2 separate regions of the Homo sapiens genome follow, and region 1 is linked to region 2. Evidence: read pairs that join two places in POLR2A ChIA-PET (ENCODE). Cell type or tissue: HCT116. All regions are shown on one strand. Links, peaks and the distances in the headings refer to the core of each region. The heading gives the core; the rest is flanking DNA.

What was found. Peaks named below come from ENCODE experiments on the same cell type or tissue, not always from the same donor. Only the 100,000 strongest peaks of a DNase experiment are listed, where the experiment ranks them.
Region 1: POLR2A ChIA-PET joins it to region 2 with 5 read pairs; 2 of 35 experiments call an interaction of 5 or more read pairs at or near these places.

The regions. Positions count from the first base shown.
Region 1 is chr3:195,955,157-195,966,631 of GRCh38, forward strand. It overlaps the pseudogene SDHAP1. Among named protein-coding and RNA genes, the nearest start is that of TNK2, 52 kb to the left of the region's middle. RefSeq lists enhancers at 264-915, 6,107-6,156 and a silencer at 6,457-6,506. In HCT116, for the core only: no CTCF peak of the experiment used is centred there; a DNase peak (open chromatin) is centred at 5,975.
Region 2 is chr3:196,358,125-196,369,599 of GRCh38, forward strand. UBXN7 (UBX domain protein 7) reads right to left here. Exons shown (of 11, transcript NM_015562.2): 7 at 11,297-11,387; 8 at 9,904-10,031; 9 at 4,170-4,563; 10 at 3,720-3,799. Among named protein-coding and RNA genes, the nearest start is that of TM4SF19-DYNLT2B, 25 kb to the left of the region's middle. In HCT116, for the core only: no CTCF peak of the experiment used is centred there; no DNase peak of the experiment used is centred there.

The DNA.
Region 1 (11,475 bases), core at 4,420-6,919, 400 kb before region 2:
CACCTGAAGTCAGGAGTTCGAGACCAACCTGGCCAATATGGAGAAACCCAGTATCTACTAAAAATACAAAATTAGCCGGGCGTGGTGGCGCACGCCTGTAATCCCAGCTACTCGGGACGCTGAGGCAGGAGAATTGCTTGAACCCGGGAGGCGGAGGTTGCGGTGAGCCGAGATCAGGCCATTGCACTCCAGGCCTGGGCAACAAGAGCAAAACTCCGTCTCAAAAAAAAAAAAAAGGGCAAAACACAATTCGGGTGGGAAGGGCAGTGTGCAGCGTTCTCCGTTGTCTGTTCTGCCCCGAAAAGCTTCCCCCCTTTAGGTTTAACCTGCGCCCCCGCGCTCTGCATCAGCGCCGCCCCCGACCCCGTGCAGTTGGAAACACTGGGCGCCTCCCTGCCGGGCCCCTTCCCGCCCCTGTGGTGGTGCAGCCCTGCCTCCCGCAAGACAGCACTGCCTTCGTGCTGGACACAGTTCTACCGTGGAGCCTGGAGTGCCTGTAGCACAAATCCCCAGAATTGGGAAGTGCCCAGCTTTGGGCCACTGTGATCCCTGGGTCTTTCCTGTGCGCGTAGTCTCATGCCGCCTTCCACCCTAGTCCTGTGTCCTGTGCCCCGGTTCAGGATACTACAATTATTCTCATTATTTCATGGGGTTATTCCAGCTTTTCAGGTTCTTCAGTGCCTCATTCCATGAATGCTAACTTTTTTCATCCTCATAGTTCCTAGGGTTGTCTCTGAATTTTCACCCAGTTGCCTACCAAGATGTTGTCTGTGTCTACTGCAGGGGACGGTGCAGGTCTGAATATCTTACAGCTCACCTTTTTGGTGCCTTTGATCCGTGTTAGAAATTATCCACATCTTCTCTCTGGGCAATATTCTACTTTTTATATTGACCCAATTATTTTACTTCTTTGGTGTGTCTTTTCTCCTAACACATATGGGTTCACTTTGAAACCTTGAAACCCACATTTACAAAAACATTTTCAATATGAAGCATTGTTCCATGACTCTTTACTGGAGTACCATCAACATTTACATTTCCAGACCACCCACTGCCCAGTGGTTTTCTTGGTCTCAGTACTCATGAAAACGGTCTGAAGGTTTGTTTTGGGTTCCTAAGTAGTAGACACACGCACAACATTGCCTGTCAGTTATTTCTTGGAAACTAAATCAGCCCTTCTGTTGCCATCCTATCATGCTTCAGGGGTGCCTGTGCTAGTTTTTAATTATTTGTCCTAACACTTAAATGTTTGCTCAAACGCCCATATTAATACTTCCTCTGAGTTTACAAAAGGATTTACTTTCTTACTGGTTGGGATGAAGCTGCCTGAGGTTGCCACCTGTTATTTTTCCTTCATTTATTGGACCATGTCATCCCATTACATGTCAGCCGTGGAGGTTTTCAAACTGTGGTCCCTGGACATGTTAGAAATGCAAATTCTCAGGCCGAACCAGGACTGAATAGGAAGATCTGGGGTAGGGTCCCTCCAGGACTGAATCGGAAGATCTGGGGTGGGGTCCCCCAGGACTGAATCAGAATATCATGGGTGGGGTCCCCCCCAGGACTGAATCAGAAGATCGGGGATGGGGTCCCCTCCAGGACTGAATCGGAAGGTATGGGGTGGGGTCCCCCCAGGACTGAATCGGAAGATCTGGGGTGGGGTTCCCCCAGGACTGAATTGCAAGATCATGGGTGGGGTCCCCCAGCACTGAATCAGGAAATCTGGGGTAGGGTCCCCCCAGGACTGAATCGGAAGGTCATGGGTGGGGACCCTCAGGACTGAATCAGAAGATCTGGGGTAGCGTCCCCCCAGGACTGAATCGGAAGATCTGGGGTGGGGTCCCCCCAGGACTCAATTGCAAGATCATGGGTGGGGTCCCCCAGGACTGAATCAGGAAATCTGGGGTAGGGTCCCCCCAGGACTGAATCGGAAGGTCATGGGTGGGGACCCTCAGGACTGAATCGGAAGATCTGGGGTAGCATCCCCCCAGGACTGAATCGGAAGATCTGGGGTAGGGTCCCCCCAGGACTGAATCGGAAGATCTGGGGTAGGGTCCCCCCAGGACTGAATCGGAAGATCTGGGGTAGCGTCCACCCAGGACTGAATAGAAAGATCTGGGGTGGGGTCCCCCAGGACTGAATCGGAAGATCTGGGGTAGGGTCCCTACAGGACAAAATCGGAAGATCTGGGGTAGGGTCCCCCCAGGACTGAATCGGAAGATCTGGGGTGGGGTCCCCCAGGACTGAATCAGATCACGGGTGGGGTCCCGCCAGGACTGAATCGGAAGATCTAGGGTAGGGTCCCCCCAGGACTGAATCGGAAGGTCTGGGGTAGGGTCCCTCCAGGTGATCCTGTTACACAGGTTAGAGAACCACGGCATTAGGGGTGGGAATTTGACAATTCTTTTTTTTTTTTTTTTTTTTTTGAGACAGAGTCTCGCTCTTGTTGCCCAGGCTACAGTGCAGTGGCGCACTCTTGGCTCACTGCAACCTCCATCTCCCAGGTTCAAGCAACTCTCCTGCCTCAGCCTCTCGAGTAACTGGGATTACAGGCACCCACCATCATGCCTGGTTAATTTTTTGTATTTTTAGAGATGGGGTTTCACTATGTTGGTCAGGCTGAGACAATTCTTAAACTGTCATTCTTTACTCACTTATTTGCAGGAATTCTTATGTAAAGAACTTTCCCTAATCAACAAGGTTTCCCTGAATTGCAATTTGTAGAGAAAAGACAGGATAATTGCTGATCTTCCTTCAAGTGTCCATTCCCAGTGTTAGGAGTTAGTGCCCTAGGTACCTCCAAGAGTGACCAATTACATGTGTTTGGTTGGTTTTGGCTTTGAAACCACCACTATGAATTCATGGTTTTCATGTATTAGAGACCACTTTCTAGGTGCTTGATGTGTCTACTGCTACTGGGGCAGAGGTAGAAAATGTGTATACGGTAAAAGAACAACAAATGAGTTCACGCTTATATTTCTATTTCAAATTTAGTATACGGTTTTACACCTTTTTCTCAGAAAAATCTTGTTTTATTTTTTGAGATAGAGTTTTGTTCCTGTTGCCCAGGCTGGAGTGCAGTGGCACAATCTCGGCTCACTGCAATCTCTGCCTCCTGTTTCAAGCGATTCTCCTGCTTCAGCCTCCCCAACAGCTGGGATTACAGGCACCTGCCACCATGCCCAGCTAATTTTTCAATTTTAGTAGAGATGGCGTTTCACCATGTTGGCCAGGCTGGTCTCAAACTCCTGACCTCAGGTCATCTGCCCACCTCGGCCTCCCAAAGTGCTGGGACTTGGGAGGATTTTCCCTTGCCAGAAAAATCTTAGTTTTAGCATTAACATAATTAGTTATTAGCTTTAACTCCCACCCCACATAATTTCAAAGGATTAATACCAATAAGACGAGTAATGGAGATGATTGATTGAAATTTAGGATTCAGTGGCTCTATTTGTCTTTAGACTATGGCTCACTAAATCTGCACACTTGAAGTGCTGTGTTCTAGCGATCCTCTGATGACACATGAGGTAATAGGCTGCGTGACTGTCACCAGCCTGATGTGCAGTTGGGCTGCAGAACCCCGTGATGCTGCCTAGCCCAGCCAGCCCCAGGTCACTCCTCAGACTCAAACTCGATTCTGACACCACCAGCACCTGGGACGCTGCCTAGGGGCTTTCTCTGGTGGCAGGAGCACGTCCTGGAGCAGGCCAGGGGTGCCCGGAATTGACCATCCTAAACCTGTGGAGTGTGGGCTGGTGAAGGAACACACCAGCTCCCACAGTGAGCACGGGCCCAGCTGCCCACATGGGACCCAGCTCCCGGACGCCGCATGCCACCGCCTCTTTCCTGTCTCACCTCCCACTTCCCTTCAGCTGCTGCTCAGGGCCACCTTCCAAATTTTGGTCTCACGGTTGGAGCCTGTAGAATGCAATCCAAGGAATTTAGATTCATTCATTTCAGATACCATTCTTTCAATTTTAGGGACTATCTTAAAAACTTAGTTTGGTAATATGTAAAACACTTAACAATTTCAAAGTCCAGATATTACTTCAGAGTCTATTTCGGTCTCACTTCCACCACTGACCCCTATCCTCCACAGCAACCACTTTAGACTTTTATCTTTGTACTGTTTTAAGAAAAAGCAATATATATTTGCATCATATGATATGTACTCTGCCCCTTATCAATAGGCGTTCCTCATTCCTCCTTCTGGTACGGAGTTCCCCACTGCACGAATTAATGTTCCCAATCCCCTACTGATGGACATTTTGATTGTTTCCAGTTTTACAAATGCCACAGTGAAGAACTTTGTGGCAAACACATTCAGGCTGTGAAAAGAACTCTGTGGGTAAAGTCCTTTCATTTCTTTGCCAGAGTTTTTTTTGAGGCAGATTCTAGAATTGCTGAGTCTAAGGGCAAATGCCATGTCATTTTGTTAGATGCTGCCAAATCCTCTTCCATGAGGCTGCAACGTTCTGCATTCCACAGTGACTATGAGAGTCCTTGTACCCCACAGCTTCATAAACAAAGCATGACAGCAAACCTGCACGTTTACCCATCACACAGTTGAGAAATTTTATCTACTTTCACCTTTTTTTTTGGTTAGCATTTTTATTCCCAGCTTTTTTGTGGTATAATGCGCAGAAGGTAATGAACACATTCTACCTGCAAGCTTCTTCCTGTGCCTTTGGAATCTGCTCCTGCCAGTCTGCAGGGAACCACGGATCTGCTTTCCGTCACGTAGGAGGCATTCTCGACACCCTCTGTACACAGCATGCGCTTTATTTGGCTTCTCTTACGCAGCGTAGTGACTTTCAGATTTATTCAAGCTGCTGCGTGCGCCAACAGTCCACTCCTTCCTAGTGCTGAGGCCCCCATCACATGAGCACAACTGTTTCTTGTGTGTGATGTGTTGTTCTCTGGCTGTGCACTGCCAAAAAAGACATCATTAAAAAAAATTTAAATATAATGTAAGACCTGCCTTGTCTTAGGAAACGTTTTTCTGGCAGTGGCTCACACCTATAATCCCAATACTCTGGGAGGCTGAGGCAGGAGGACTGCTTGAGCCCAGGAGTTTGGGACCAGCCTGGGCAAGAGGGTGAAACCCTGTCTCTAAAAATTAGCCAGGCATGGTGGCTCACACCTGTAGTCTCAGCTCTTAGGGAGGTTGAGGTGGGAGGACTGCTGGAGCCCAGGAGGTGGAGGCTGCAGTGAGCCGAGATCACACCACTGCACTCCAGCCTGGGCAGCATGGCAAAACTCTGTCTCTACCAAGAAAAAAACAAAAAATTAACAGAAGGAAAAACAAAAGGGCTTTCTTATCAAAAATACACTTTAAGGAACAAATTTATCATATTAAGTTGGTGCAAAAGTAATCGTGGCTTTTACCATTGAAAGCAATAGCAAAAACCGCAATTACTTTTGCACCAACCTAATATTATTTTCTAATGACAAACTTGGAAATAACTGTCATTGTTCTCTAAAAAGAACAGCCTAAAAATAAAGCAGCAGCCCATTTACTTCTATGCCAGTTCTTTTAGCATTTGGTTATTTAAACCGGCAGTCCCTAACCTTTTTGGCACCAGGGACTGGTTTCACGGAAGACACTTTTTCCACTGACAAGTGTGGGGATGGTTTGGAGACGAAACGGTTCCATCTCAGATCATCAGTATTAGATTCTCATAAGCGGGGCATAACCTAGATCCTTCGCATGCGCAGTTCACGACAGGATTCCACTCCTATGAGAATCTAATGCCACCACTGATCTGACAGGAGGCGAGGCTCACACAGCAATGATATGACAGGGGGCGGAGCTCACACAGCAATGATATGACAGGGGGCGGAGCTCACACAGTAATGATATGACAGGGGGCGGAGCTCACACAGTAATGATATGACGGGGGCGGAGCTCACACAGTAATGCTCTGGCAGGGGGCAGAGCTCACAGTAATGCTCTGACGGGGGCGGAGCTCACACAGTAATGATGACGGGGGCGGAGCTCACACAGTATTGATGACAGGGGGCAGAGCTCACAGTAATGCTCTGGCAGGGGGGCGGAGCTCACACAGTAATGCTCTGGCAGGGGGCGGAGCTCACAGTAATGCTCTGACGGGGGCGGAGCTCACACAGTAATGATGATGGGGGCGGAGCTCACACAGTAATGATGACAGGGGGCAGAGCTCACAGTAATGCTCTGGCAGGGGGCGGAGCTCACAGTAATGCTCTGGCAGGGGGCGGAGCTCAGTAATGATCTGATGGGGGCAGGGCTCACACAGTAATGCTGACAATGGGTGGAGCTCACACAGTAATGCTCTGGCAGGGGGCGGAGCTCACAGTAATGCTCTGGCAGGGGGCGGAGCTCACACAGTAATGCTCCGGCCGGGGGAGGAGCTCACACAGTAATGATATGACAGGGGGCGGAGCTCACACAGTAATGATATGACAGGGGGTGGAGCTCACACAGTAATGATATGACGGGGCGGAGCTCACATAGTAATGATCACAGGGGGCGGAGCTCACACAGTAATGCTCTGCCAGGGGGCGGAGCTCACACAGTAATGCTCTGGCAGGGGACGGAGCTCACACAGTAATACTCTGGCAGGGGACGGAGCTCACACAGTAATGCTCTGGCAGGGGGCGGAGCTCAGTAATGTTCTGGCAGGGGGCGGAGCTCACACAGTAATGCTCTGACAGGGGGCGGAGCTCACACAGTAATGCTCTGACAGGGGGCGGAGCTCACAGTAATGCTCTGACAGGGGGCGGAGCTCACACAGTAATGCTCTGACAGGGGGCGGAGCTCACACAGTAATGCTCTGACAGGGGGCGGAGCTCACACAGTAATGCTCTGGCAGGGGGTGGAGCTCACAGTAATGCTCTGGCAGGGGGCGGAGCGCACACAGTAATGCTCTGACAGGGGGCGGAGCTCACACAGTAATGCTCTGACGGGGCGGAGCTCACACAGTAATGCTCTGGCAGGGGGTGCAGCTCACAGTAATGCTCTGGCAGGGGGCGGAGCTCACACAGTAATGCTCTGACATGGGGTGGAGCTCACACAGTAATCTCTGGCAGGGGGTGGAGCTCACAGTAATGCTCTGACAGGGGGCGGAGCTCACACAGTAATGCTCTGACGGGGCGGAGCTCACACAGTAATGCTCTGGCAGGGGGCGGAGCTCACACAGTAATGCTCTGGCAGGGGGCGGAGCTCACACAGTAATGCTCTGGCAGGGGGCGGAGCTCACAGTAATGCTCTGGCAGGGGGCGGAGCTCACACAGTAATGCTCTGGCAGGGGGCGGAGCTCACAGTAATGCTCTGGCAGGGGGCCGAGCTCACACAGTAATGCTCACTGGCTGGCTGCTCACCTCCTACTGTGTGGCCTGGTTCCTAACAGGCCATGGACTGGTAACGATCTGTGGCCTGGGGACTGGGGACCCTGATTTAAAGAATCGAGGACACACTCACCTAGCAAACCATCTGCCAAGAAAAAGGAGGAAAAGCACCAACATTAATTTGAACTTAGAAATAAACTACAATAAGGCCAGACATGGTGGTTCACACCTATAATTCCAGCACTTCGGGAGGCCAAGGAGGAACGATCACTTGAGCCCAGCAGTTTGAGACCAGCCTAGGCAACACAGTGAGACCCTGTCCCTACAATTACAAAATAAATGAGCTGGGCGTGGTGGTGCACACCTGTAGCCCCAACTGCTCAGAAGGCTGAGTCGGGAAGATCACCTGAGCTGCCCAGGAGTTTGAGGCTGCAGTGAGCTGAGACTGCACCACTGCACTGATCCTGTCTCAAAAAAAAAAAAAAAAAAGAAACTACAACAAAATATCTGGATTTTGATGTAACAGAATACAAAGATAATTACATTTGATTTTTAGGTCAACAAATATGACTAAAGTCACAACAGTAAAATATTTTAAATGGATTTGGAAATAAAAGAAAGTTTGTTCATTTATATTTTATTTAAGAGCTGTGCCCAGTTTTATCTTGTCACAAGAATGAAGCAAGGGACAAAGTGCCACGCTCCCCGGCCACTGGGTGCCAATCCCCCTTCAATGTACTCCTTCTTCCCCAGAGTGCAGAAGCGTATAAAGACAGTTATGACATTGACACATGCATGAGCTATTATACATAATTACAAAAGCTGATTCTGTCATCACCGCATCTTGTCTCATCAGTAGGAGTGAATGGCTGGGGGGACAGTGGCACAGTCAGCCTCATTCAAAGTTTTGTCGATTATGGGTCTATATTCCACAGTGACCTTGAAAAGAAGTCAGTGGTAAGTTAAGCACAAAAATGTACAAAAAGCCATCTCTTGTGTTCCTTTTGAAAAATTTTAACTATAAAAGTAGATTTACGGCATGTAAACTTTAAGGTATTTGCTGCAGTATTTTCCAATAACAAATTCAAAAATGATCTACATGCGCAACAGGGGACTGTAAATGACGGCAGATCGGTAGAGTGGAACAGAGCAACGAAAATGACACTGTACCAGATTCTCAGTGCTTTGCTTTACAAAAATGCTCCCATCATGAAAAGTGGGAGAACCCTTGTCTATACCAAGACACTTCATGTTTAAACTATCTACTTCCAGTTTTTCTACTTCAAAGTAAATATTTATATAGGTAGAACATCCCTAATCCAAACATCTGAAATTCTCCCAAATCTGAAACTTTCTGAGCACCAGCATGACATTCAAAAGAAATGTGCTATGGAGTCAGATCTTCCCATTAGGGATGCTCAGACAGTAAGTGTAATGCAAATATTCCAAAGTCTGAACAAGCCTGAAATCCAAAACACTTCTGGTCCCAACGATTTCAGAGAAGGAATACTCAAGCCGTGTATTAAATATGCACACACAGGAAAAGGTAGGCACATATACAAAGAAATTTAAACCATAATGGGTCATCTCTGGTTAGTGAGCTCTTATTTCAATCTCTTTGTACTTTCTAAAATGAGTACGTATTTCTTGAAAAATCACTGAAACTGGCTGGGCGTGTTGGTTCATGCCTGTTGGGGAGGCCAAGACAGGTGGATCACTTGAGCTCAGGAGCTCAAGACTAGCCTGGGCAACGTGGCAAAACCCCGTCTCTACAAAACATACAAAAATTAGCCAGGCATGGTGGCATGTGCCCGGGAGGCTGAGGTGGGAGGATCACCTGAGCCGAGGGGAGGTTGAGGCTGCAGTGAGACGAGATCGAGCCACCACATTTCAGCCTGGGCAAAAGAGATGAGACTCTATCTCAGAACAACAAAAACAAAACAAAAAACCTGAACCCGGAAACATTAAAAATAGACTTGTGCTAAGCAAGTGTGACCTCTCTATACTATCAGGAAATGGCCTTCATGATAAATTCTGAAAATGACCTACTGCCTGAATCACAGACACACTAGATGATAGTGAGAGTCCAAAGGTAACTTCCACAGACACAGCTAAGTGATTATACGACTCTCCCTTACAAGTTATGAAAAGCTTAAGGGTAAAAGCTTTCTATCTTCATGATTTCTGAATCTCAATGCCCAGCGGAAATGCCACACGGGTGAACTGTGCTTGTGTGGAACAAGCTGCAACCCCCCTACCACACCCTCGGCTGGCTGTTCCCAAGACGCTGTGCTTGTGTGGAACAAGCTGCAACCCCCTACCACATCCTCGGCTGGCTGTTCCCAGGACGCTGTGCTTGTGTGGAACAAGCTGCAACCCCCCTACCACACCCTCGGCTAGCTGTTCCCAGGACGCTGCTCACCCCAACCCCGCCTCCATTTCTGCCCTTCTCTGCTTGCTCAGTGCCCAGGGGATGCTAAGGGCTGCACCTCATCCCCTCTGCTCCCCTGCAGATGCTTCCAGTTGGCCCAGCCCATGGGAGGAGAGGGGAGGGATCTCTTCTGGGCTCCCTTGGCTCGGGACTGGTTTCTGGTAGTGGCTGTGTCCCCACTACACAGATGCTTTCTCGCTAGGTCCATAATCATCATCTCTTCCCCTGCCACCAGGCCTTGGACACTTGCTCCTGCCCAGTGACGTCCATCTGGCCCACACCACAGAGCAACCCTTCCTTAAGGCTCCTCTGAACCACCTGCAGGCACTGGATTCTGTTTCCAGCCCGAAGCCCAACTGCTGTCAGAGTGCCTTTTTCAGCGGTGCCTCAAATCTGTCGGGAGGTGATTTAAATCTGGCCTGCTCCTCTGCGTTCACCATCAGCAAGGCCAGCCCGCAGACCTGGGCGGGGCCGTGTGGGTGCTGGGCTGTGGTGAGAACGAGCTCCACACTGACCTTCCCAGTGCTGACGTCCACATAGGACAGGGTGTGCTTCCTCCAGTGCTCCTCAAAGGGCTTCTTCTGTTGCCCCTGGATGGGCTTGGAGTGATCGTACTCATCAATCCGCACCTGAGCCCAGAAACACCATCACATTTCTCATTACTCTAACAGAGCAATACAGAAAAAACACAGCAAACGTTAAAATGATCTAAGAGACAGATGCCCTAGAACCCATTCCATTTCCACTTCAGCCCAGGAGGTTGGCACCATCAACACGTTCAGAACGCACAGAGGCCACATGGCTGGCCAGCAATGTGCAGCCAGCAGTGAGTCCAGAGTAATCCATGTCCGCATGTTCCCTTAGACATCCTTTATGTACCTAAGAGTTTATCAAATACTTTGTCTTTTTGCTCCAAGCGCTGGGAGACTACCTCAATCCTTTCTTTCAGCCTGTTTTTATTAAAAACACTTTTTTTTTCTTTTGAGACAGGGTCTCGCTATGTCACCTGGGCTGGAGCGTAATGGTGTGATCACAGCTCGCCAGAGCCTTGACTTCCCGGGCTCAATCAATCATCCTGCCTCAGCCTCCTGAGCAGCTGGTACCTCAGGTGTGTACCACCACGCCTGGCTAATTTTTTAATTTTTGTAGAGACAGGTTTCGCCATGTTGCCCAGGCTGGTCTAGAACTCCGGGGCTCAAGTGATCTGCCTGCCTCAGCCTCCCAAATGCTGGGATTACAGGTGGGAGCCACTGCATCTGGCTTCTATTCTAATTAAAACTCGTTGTCACCAACTAAATTTATGCTCCTGGACAGGCACAGTGGCTCATGCCTGTAATCCTAGCACTTTGGAAGGCCAAGGTGGGTGGTTCACTTGAGGTCGGGAGTTCGAGACCAGCCCGGCCAACATGGTGAAACCCCATCTCCACTGAAAATACAAAATTAGCCAGGCACGGTGGCATGCGCCTGTAACCCCAGCTGCTTGGGAGGCTGAGGCAGGAGAATCACTTGAACCTGGGAGGCAGAGGTTGCAGTGAGCTGAGATCGCAACACTGCACTCTAGCCTGGGGGACAGTCAGACTCCATCTCAAAAAATTAAAAATCATAAATTTATTATTATTCTGTATTCTGGCAAACACGGATTCATATACTTTGCAGGAAAGACTCTTAATATGTATGAGGAGACGAGCAAATTCTGAGCAGTGATCACAGCCATCAGC
Region 2 (11,475 bases), core at 5,744-8,243:
CCATGATGAACCACGTGCGAGCTGAGGAATAAACAAAAGCCACCAGTATGCAGAGAATGGTGTGAAGCAGAGAATCCCAAGAGAAAACCTACAGGCCCCAGAAGAGAAACATAGAGAAAAACAGACACAGTTCTTAAACACTTTGCAGTTCCAGCTGCTGGAAAACCACTATCCTCTTCAAATAACCCCAGTCGTCCTTTTCCAGAAGTAGTCATTTCAGTTGGGTTTCTATTCCATGCAGGCATGAAACAGAAAAATCTTCACTGGAACATACCTTACGTGGCTTACCTAATTTAATCTGGGAAGGAAATAAACTAATTAGAATTAAGATTCACAACCGGGTGCTCCCACCTGTAATCCCTGCACTTTGGGAGGCTGGGGAAGGAGGATGACTTGAGCTCAGGAGTTCAAGACCAGCCTGGGTAACATAGTGAGAACCCTTCTCTACAAAAAAGAATTTTAAAAAATTAGCTGGGTGTGGTGGCACACACCTGTAGTCCCAGCTACCTGGGAGGTTGAGGTGGGAGGCTCGCTTGAGCCCAGGAGGCAGAGGTTGCAGTGAGCTGAGATTGGGCCACTGCACTCCAGCCTGAGCGACAGAGCGACCCTGTCTCAAAACAACCAACCAACCAACAACAACAAGATGACTCACCACAGTTTGCAGTTAGAGATCAGACTAAACATCTAACACCTCTTTCTTTTTTTTTTTTTTTTTAAACAGAGACAGGGTCTCGCTTTGTTGCCCAGGCTGGTCTCAAACTCCTGGACTCAAGTGATCCTCCCACCTTGGCCTCCCAAAGTGCTGGGATTACAGGAGTGAGCCACTGCACCTGGCCTCCCACACCTATTTCAAAGAATTATCAAGCAAAGCTCACTGAACTTACTCCAATGAATTAGCTTCTCTGCTTCGAGAAAATGCTTCCAACGCCCTGTTTCATTGTGCTTCAAGTTACTGAAGGTCTGCGGCAACCTTGTGTCAAGTGCCTCTATTGGCTCCATTTTTCAAACAGCATGTGCTCACTGCCTGTCTCTGTGTCACCTTTTGGTAATGCTTGCAGTTCATTATTTTATCTATTATAATGAACTGTGAGCAGTTACCTTTGATGTTACTATTCTGCTTTTGGGCACCACAAACCACGCCCACACAAGACCGCAAACTTAATAAAGAAGTATGTTCTGACTGCTCCACCTAATGGGAGTTTTCCCATCTCTCTCCCTCTATTCAGGCCTCCTTATTCCCGGAGACATGACAGTATTGAAAGTAGGCCAATTAATAACCTACCAGTGTAGGCCTCTAAGTACCCAAGTGAAAGGAAGTGTCCATCCTCAAAATCAATCAATTGCTAAAAATGATGAAGCTTAGTGAGAAAGGCACGTGGAAAGCTGAGACAGACACAAAGCTAGGCCTCTGGCACCAAACAGCCAAGCTGTGAATGCAAGGAAAAGTTCTGGAAGGAAATTAAAAGTGCTACTCCAGTGAACACACAAATGATAACAAAGCAAAACAGGCCGGGAGCAGTGGCTCACACCTGCACTTTCAGAGGCTGAGGTGGGTGGATCACCTGAGGTCAGGAGTTCGAGACCAGCCTGGCCAACATGGTGAAACCCCATCTCCACTAAAAATACAAAAGTTAGCTGGGCGTGGTGGTGGGCGCCTGTAATCCCAGCTACTCGGGAGGCTGAGGCAAGGAGAACTGCTTGAACCCGGGAGGCGGAGGTTGCAGTGAGCTGAGATCGCACCATTGTACTCTAGCCTGGGTGACAGAGCAAGACTCTGTCTCAAAAAAAAAAAAAGGAAAGAAAGCAAAACAGCCTTACTGCTGTGCTGCTGAAAAGGAGAAAGTTTTAGTGGTCTGTACAGAAAAATCAAACCAGTCACACATTCCCTTAAGCCAAAGCCTAATCCAAAACAAGGTTCTAACTCTTTTCAATCCTATGAAGGCTAAGGGAGTTAAGGAAGCTACGAAAGAAAAGCTGGAAGCTAGCAGAGGTTGGTTCATGAGGTTGAAGGAAAGAAGCCATCTCCATAACATCAAAGTGCAAGGTGAAGCAGCAAGTGCTGATGCAGAAGGTGCAGAAACTTATCTAGAAGATGTAGTGAAGACAGTTCACGAAGGTAACAACACTAAATAACAGATTTAAGTTTGACAAAACAGCCTTCTATTGGAAGAAGATGCCATCAAGGACTTTCACAGCTAGAGAGAAGTCAGTGGCTGCACTCAAAGGTTCAAAAAGGCTGACTTTCTTGTTAGGGGGTAATGCAGCTGGTGACTTCCAGTTGAAGCCAATGCTCATTTAACATTCCAAAATCCCAGGTCCCTTAAAAATTATGTTAAATCTACTCTGTCTGTGTTCTGTAACTGCAACAACAAAACCTGGAAAGACAGCACATCAATTTACAGCATAACTTACTAAATATTTTAAGCCCACTGTTCAGACCTACTGCTCAGAAAAAAGATTCAACATATTACTGCTCATTGACAACGCACCTAGTCACGTAAGAGCTCTGACGAAAATGCAAATAAAAATGAATGCTGTTTCCAGTCTGCTAACCCAACATCCATTCTGCAGCCCATGGATCAAGGAGTCATTTCAACTTTTAAATCTTATTTAAGAAACACATTTTGGCCAGGCACGGAGCCAAATCTCAACACTTTGGGAGGCTGCGGTGAGAGGATTACTTGAGTCCAAGAGTTTGAGACAAGACCTGGCAACACAGCAAGAAACCATCTCTAAAAAAAAGAAAATTAATTGGGTGTGGTGATCTACTCAGGAGGGTGAGGCAGGAGGATCACTTGAGCCGGGGCGGGGAGTCAAGGTTACAGTGAGCTATGACCACTGCACACCAGCCTGGGCATAAATACAGATTCCTTTGATGAATCTGGGCAAAGTAAACTGAAAATCTTCTGGAAAGGATTCAGCAGTCTAAATACCATTAAGAACATTCACAACTCATAGGAAGTCAAAATATCAACATGAACAGGGCTTTGGAAGAGGTTGATTCCAACCCTCATGGATGACTTTGAGGGGTTTAAGAATTCACTGGAGGAAGTCACTGCAAGTGGGGTAAAAACTGCAAGAGAACTAGAATTAGAAGTGGAGGATGGCGATATGACTGAATTGCTGCAATCTCATGATCAAACATTAAAGGGAGGGGGGTTGCTTCTTATGGATGAGCAAAGAAAGTGATTTCTGGAGATGGAATCTACTTCTGCTGAAGATGCTTTTAACACTGTTGAAATGACAACAAAGGATTTAGAATATTGCATAAACTTGGTGGATAAAATTGCGGCAAATTCTGAGAAGACTGACTCCAGTTTTGAAAGAAGTTCTACTGTGGGTAAAATACTATCAAACGGCAGCACATGCTACAGAGAAATTTTTTGTCGAAGGAAGCAACTGATGCAGCAACTTCACTGCTGTCACATTTTCAGAAACTGCCACAGTACCCATCACCCCAATCAGTCAGTAGCCATCAATATCAAGACCCTCCACCAACAAAAAGATGACTCACTGAAGATTCAGGGGATCATTAGCACTTTTTAGCAAAAGCTTTTTTTAATTAAGTTATGTGCTTTTTTTTAGACATAAAGCTACTGCACACTTAATAGACTATGGAATAATGTAAACATAACTTTTATATGCACCAGGAAACCAAACAATTTGGGACTCGTCTTATTGCAGTGGTCGGAACTGAACCAAAGCAAGCCTGTACTTACTAGCAGTTTAGCTTGCTCTGGAAGAGTGATCTGTTCCCTTTTTCCATCTGGATACCGCAACATCAGCTGTGCTTTTGGTCCTAAAGGAAGGGTTTAAAAAAAAAAAAAAAACGGGATACAGGAGTTTAAGACAGAATATTAGTTTAAATAAATATGTAAATAAATACAGCCATTCAGCAATTACTCAAGTGTTTTGCTGGAGTGCAGTGGCGTGATCTCAGCTCACTGCAACCTCCGCCTCCCTGGTTCAAGCCACTCTCCTGCCTCAGCCTCCCAAGTAGCTGGGACTATAGGCACGTGCCACCACACCTGGCTAAGTTTTGTATTTTTAGTAGAGACAGGGTTTTGCCATGTTGGCGAGGCTGGTCTTGGAACTCCTAACCTCAGTGATCCACCACGCCCGGCCCCAATATCTAAGTTTGAAGTAAAGTATGTCTAAATGTAACTTACCATTTACATCTATCCCCTCCACTACTCCATCTGCTTTTTCAGGTGGCATCTCCAGTATCTCTGAATCCACAGCTGGCAATCCTTGGTGGTTTGTGGCTGTTCCAGGATCAGTTCTGACTGGTGGCTCAGTCAGCGGCCTTCTATTCTCCTCTTTTCTATGCCCCAAATCTTTGTGGGGAGACTTTCTGGACTTGGCAAGATTCTCTACCTCTTCTTCTTCATCAGAGCCACAAACGGATATGAACTCCTCACTGCCAGAAAAAAGTTCAGATTCAGATTCTTCATCTGAGCGGCTATCCTGTTTTGTCTGTGTTGAATCAAAATGTGTTTCTTGTAAGGAGGCTCTGATGGCAGCTTCTAGCTGGCTGTCTTCACTTGCATCTATAAGGCTCTCCTGTGAGATGGAGTCATAAAACACAGGAAAAAGAACAAGTTAAACCAAAAAACAAGTCAAACGGCATAAGAAATATAATAGCTTGCCATTCATTATTATGTTCTGCTGACTGTATCCCTTCTACTTTAAGAGCAAGGACTGTGTCTTACACAGCCAAATTGGAATGGAGATATATATATGTGTGTGTATATACACACACACACGTTTTTGTTGTTTTGTTTTGTTTTGTTTTTGAGATGGAGTCTCACTCTTGTTGCCCAGGCTGGAGTGCAGTGGCACGAACTCGGCTCACTGCAACCTCAGCCTTCCCAGGTTCAAGCGATTCTCCTGCCTCAGCCTCCCAAGTAGCTGGGATTACAAGCGCCCGCCACCACGCCCAGCTAATTTTTATTTATTTATTTTTTTGTATTTTTAATAGAGATGGGGTTTCACCACATTGGCCAGGCTGGTCTCAAACTCCTGACCTCGGCCTCCCAAAGTGCTGGGATTACAGGCGTGAGACACCGCACCTGGCACATACATACATACATACATACATACATACATACATACATACATACATAAATATATATATACACATATTTTTTTTTCTTTCTTTTTTTAAGAGACAGGGTCTAAGTTCCCCAGGCTGGTCTTGCACTTCTGGATTCAAGTAAGCATACGCATTTTTTTAAATATCAAAATGAAGGCCAGGCCGGGTGGCTCATGCCTGTAATCCCAGCACTTTGGGAGGCCCAGGTGGGTGGATCAAGAGGTCAAAAGATCGAGACCATCCTGGCCAACATGGTGAAACCCCGCCTCTACTAAAAATGATTAAGCTTAGTGAGAAAGGCATGTGGAAAGCTGAGACAGACACAAAGCTAGGCCTCTTGCACCAAACAGCCAAGCTATGAATGCAAGGAAAAGTTCTTGAAGGAAATTAAAAGTGCTACTCCAGTGAACACACAAATGATAACAAAGCAAAACAGGCCAGGCACAGTGGCTCACACCTGCACTTTGGGAGGCTTGAGGCGGGCAGATCACCTGAGGTCAGGAGTTCGAGACCAGCCTGGCCAACATGGCGAAACCCCATCTCCACTAAAAATGCAAACATCAGCTGGGCATGGTGGTGCGCGCCTGTAGTCGCAGCTACTCAGGAGGCTGAGGCAGGAAAATCACTTGAACCCGGGAGGCAGAAGTTGCCAGAGATTGCGCCACTGCACCCCAGCCTGGTGACAGAGCGAGACTCCATCTCAAAAAAAAAAAAAAATCAAAACGAACAAAATCAAGAAAAGTTTATCTATTACCTGCCTAGAGAAAGACAAGAATTAAAAGTTTTAACTATAAAGTCAAAACACCATTCTTTAAAATGACTAAAACATAGAGACAAATGTTTACTTTGTTCACCACTGCATTCTTCAACTAGTAATTCCATTAATTACAATGAAGGTTTTCATTATGATAACAAGAAATGCAAACTTCTACAGTTTTTCCCTTGGTAAAGTTCTAATGCCACAGATTTTACTAAACTTAATGAATCACAAAATACGTTGTTTGAGTGGAACTTACTTAGCTCCTGACTCAAACATACTATAGAGGAAAGAAATCGTAAGATAATCTAAAATTGAACACTGGATATTTCAGGATATTACAGAATTACTGCTCATTTTTAAGGGTATAATAATGACATTGTGATAGTATTTTTAAAAATAAAAAAGGCTTTATCTTTTAAATATATATGCCAGAGTATTAATTAATGAAACAATGAATTCTGAGATTAGCTTCAAAATAATTCAGATGTGATGGGATACAGAGGAAAGAAGACTGGCCATCTGCTGATAATTACCGAAATTAGCTAACAAAGAGGCTCAATAAACTACTTCAACTTTTGAATATGCTTAAAATTTTCCATAATAAATAGGTAAAAAAAAAAAGTGTGAGTTGCTAATAAAAAACTAAAGAAACCACATTTTGGCTTTTACTATCAGGCAATCATGTAGCAAAAAATTAAAGGGAAAAACATTTTTTTGCTGGTTGTTTTTTTTTTTTGAGAGAGGTTCTACTCTGTCACCCAGGCTGAAGTGCAGTGGCACAATCTCAGCTCACTACTATCTCCACCTGCCAGGCTCAAGCAATCCTCCCACCTCAGCCTCCCAAGTAGCTGGGATTACAGGCACACACCACCACACCCGGCCAAAGGAAAATTTTAAAGTAAACTTCAGGCGAACTTACCACCCCTAAAAAGCAAGTAGAGGTGTCTATGTGACATGCAATGGCTTAGGTGGATTGTAAATTTATAGCAATGACATTGCACATATAGCATGTAGCTCGATTTTAAAAATTGTGGCCATGGCAGACACTGTCAGGCTCCTATTGAATTTCATTCTCCTCTGATTTCCTTACTTATATAACCCTATTTAAGTTTATAAAACGTGTTCAACTAAAAAATTCATTTTACTAATTTCTCTTGTAGCTAGAAAATAGTATTGAGCAATAGCAATTCTTATCGAAAAATTATAGAATTAAATGCTTATATTAGAAGAGAGAAAGGTATCAAATTAATGACCTAAGCTTCCCCACCTTAAAAAAAAAAAAAAAAAGAGTATACATCCAGGAAAAGAAAATAAAATTAAGCTCAAAGAAAACACAAATTAATAAATGACCTAGAAAGCAAATACAATAGAGAAAAACAAAAAAAACCCACCAAAATCCCAAGAGCAGTTTTTTGTTTTGTTTTGTTTTTTGTTTCTTAAGAGACAGAGTCTTACTGTTGCCCAAAGACTGGAGTGCAGTGACTACTCACAGGTATGATCATAGCACACTACATTCCTGAACTCCTGGGCTCAAGCAATATTCCTGCCAAGCAGATGGGACTATAGGCACATGCCACACCCCAGCTGGTTCCGTAAGATCAATAAAACTACTAAGCCTCTGGCCAGACAGTCGGGGGAAAAAAGGGAAGCCACAAATTCCCAAAAACAGAATTAAGAGAGGGGACAACTACAATCTCTACATTCATTCATGGCATCACGAGGGACTATAATGAACTCTGACAATATAGTAAAATGAACAAATCCCTAGAAAGATACAACTTGCTAAAGCTTATCCAAGAAGAAACAGATACCAAGTAGTCACGTATCTACCGATAAGATTGAATTTGTAGTTTAAAATTTTCCACCAAAAAAAAACTCTAGGCCCATGTAGCTTCACTGGTAAATGTCATCAAACATTAAGGAAGAAATAACAACAATTCTACAGACACTACTGCAGAAAACAGAAGAGGAAGAAATACTTCTCAATTCATTGTGAGGTCAGCATTAACATGTTACCAAAAGCAGAAAACGACATTATAAAGCATTACATGGAAGAAAGGAAACAACAACAACAAAATGCTCTCAAAAAAACTATAAATCAAGCAGGAGAACTGCTTGAGGCCAGGAGTTCGAGACCATCCTGGCCAACAAGATTTCTATACTATCCCTTAGGGCTTTTCCTTAAATAGGCACTTTATTATAGGTGATAACTGAAGGAAGTGTTCCTCACATCTTCTAAAACTATTTTTAGGCTGGGCATGGTATGGTGGTTCATGCTTATAATCCCAGCACTTCGGGAGGCCAAGGGAGGAGAATTGCTTGAGCTTAGGAGTTTGAGATCAGGCTGAGTAACATATTGAGACCCTGCCTCCACAAAAAATAAAAAATTAGCCAGGCATGATGGTGCACACCTGTAGTCCTAGCTACTCAGGAGGCTGAGGCAAGAAGATTGACTGAGCCCAGGAGTTCAAGGCTAGCAAGTTTTTTTTTTTTTTAAAGTTCTCTCAAGGCTGCAAAGACTACAGTGAGTTAATATCATGCCACTGCAGTCCAGCCTGGGCAACAGTGTGAGACCACATCTCAAAAAATACAATACAATACAATAAATACAATACAATACAATAAAAATGTTGCTAGGTGTGGTGCTCACACCCAGAATCCCAACATTTTGGGAGGCTGAGGCGGGAGGATTGCTTGAGGCCAGTTTGAGACCAGCCTAGACAACATACGGAGGCCTCCGTCTCTACAAAACTTTAACAGCTTAGCTGGCATGGTGATGCACATCTGTGGTCCCAGCTACTTAGGAGGCTGAGGTGGAAGGATCGCTTGAGCCCAAGAGGTGGAGGCTGTAGCGAGCCATGATCACACCACTGCACTGCAGCCTGAGAAATGGAACAAGATCCTGCCCAAAGAAAAAAACAGGACGGGCGCGTTAGCTCACGCCTGTAATCCCAGCACTTTGGGAGGCCGAGAAGGGCGGATCACTTGAAGTCAGCAGTTTGAAACCAGCCTGCCCAACAAGGCGAAACCCCATCTCTACTAAAACTACAAAAATTAGCCAGATGCAGTGGTGTACGTCTGTAATCCCAGCTACTTGGGAGGCCAAGGCAGGAGAATCGCTTGAACCCAGGAGGCGAAGGTTGCAGTGAGCCAAGATCACACCACTGCCCTCTAGCCCTAGCAACAGAACAAGACTCTGGCTCAAAAAAAGGAAAAAAAAAAAACCAACAAAACAAAACTATTTTTATCCCTACTGCTATCAAAGCCAAACAGCCATGAAAACCAATGTGAGATTGCTGTATCTTTGCAAGTTCAGTCTCTTATTTGCAACCAATCTTGATACCAATTATCAAACATGTCTACCTAGTAATAGTATATTCTAGAAATTAAGTATAGAAGTAAATTCTAGGAGGGCCAGAGAGCCAGGCCCTAAAGCTATATTAACCAATAAAAATGCTCAACTATACCATGACAGTTGTTTCAGCAAAAACAAAAAACACCACTTCCAGCCGGCTGTGGTGGCATGTACCTGTAGTCCTAGCTATTCGGGCAGTTGAGGTGAGAAGGCTGCTTCAGCCCAGGAGTTCTAGGACAGTCTGGGCAAAACAGCAAGATCCCACTCCAAAACAAAAAACAAAACACACAAAAAAACCAACCACTTTCACTGCTATTTAGACCTGGATATCAGAAGCCCTCCCAGAGCTGCCCCTCAGGAAGTAGACACCTTTACCACTAGGCTTGCCAGGTCAGTCCTCCTGCCCAACCTATTCACATTGCTTCCTTCTAAATCCAGATCCTGGGGCATCTGCCTGCACTCTAGCTGCAAGACAGACTGGCAGGAGTATGAGTATCATGATTTCACCAAGAAGATGGAACTCTCATGTGGGAAATTATCAAAATATAAGGAGGATATCTAAGATGCTATAGCCACAGTGATAGTTGTCCACTAGTTAGATTATCTTTACCATCTTAACATCGAACATTTTATATAAGATGCTTATGACCAATTACATTTATTTTCCCATCACCACCTCCTAATTATACTTACTGAACGGGCACATTTTTTGGGGGGACTGCTAGAAAGTCCATCCAGTTGTCCATGTTCACCCAGAAATCCCGTCACTTGGTCCAAGAAAGAAGATACATCTAACTGGTGCCATTCTACTAGCTTCTGACCTAAGGATTAAAAACCAAGATCTATAAATAAATATAATATCTAGAATCCTTCTGAACATTCTCCAGGATCTATAAATATAATACCTAGAATCCTTCTGAACACTCTCATTAAGTATCTCTTTCAGCATATGCATAGATTAAAAACCTGGATCTATAAAGGTAATATCTAGAATCTTTCTGAACATTCTTATTAAGTATCTCTTTCAGCATATGCATAGATTAAAAACCAGGATCTATAAAGGTAATATCTAGAATCTTTCTGAACATTCTCATTATCTCTTTCAGCATATGCATACATTAAAAACCAGGATCTGTAAATATAATATCTAGGATCTTTCTGAACATTCTCATTAAGTATCTCTTTCAGCACATGCATAAAGTGTACTGTAAAGACATATCCTCTCCACCAGCTTATGCTACATAGTGTCTTCATAACCTAGAAGTCACATCAATTATACTCACCTAACAGATTCCCACCCGTAATGATAGGGCAACTATCTTATCTGCTGCTATCACTTACTGCCATTTAGGAAGAAGAGATTCAGACAAAGCAATATCTATATAAAACACCATCAATTAATAAAACCAGCTCCACCCTCTGCTTCTCAGGTGGGATTACAACTAGTATCTGGGCAATCTTAATATTTTAATGATAAAAAAAACTTTTGTCTTGTTTTGTTTTTTTGAGATGGAGTCTCACTCTGTTGCCCAGGCTGGAGTGCAGTGGCGCGATCTCGGCTCACTGCAACCTCCACCTCCCGGGTTCAGGCCATTCTCCTGCCTCAGCCTCCCAAGCAGCTGGGACTACAGGTGCCCGCCACCATGCCCGGCTAATTTTTTTTGTATTTTTAGTAGAGATGGGGTTTCACCGTGTTAGCCAGGATGGTCTGGATCGCCTGACCTCATGATCCGCCCACCTCGGCCTCCCAAAGTGCTGGGATTACAGGCATGAGCCACCACGCCCAGCTGGTAAAAAAACTTTTAAAAAATCCCTTAAAAAAGGTAAGATGAACATATCAGTTATTCTTCAAAAGAACAGAACTGCACAAACATAAAATACTACCATCTCCCAATGTTGCCAGAAAAAGATGTCCTAAATACATACATCAATAGATGTTTAAATAATTATAAAGGGAAAAAAACGAAACCTTCACCTAAATTACTGCAATTCTGAAAACAGATCCAGTCAAATATTAAAGATCAATCATTTAGGTAACTGAAAGACAAGTAATAGGTTAAAAGCTGCGTGCTGATATAAATCTTACCTGTCCGTGGGTCCAATATGGAAACATAGGGGAAATCCCCTAACTTATAAAACTGTATGTATCTCTGACCTTCCTCACTGTCATGATAAACCTGTTAAATCATTGATATAAAAAAAAAAGTCAGCCTCTAAGAAAAGAACCAACTATAACCTTCTTATACACCAACATCAATTAGCTCT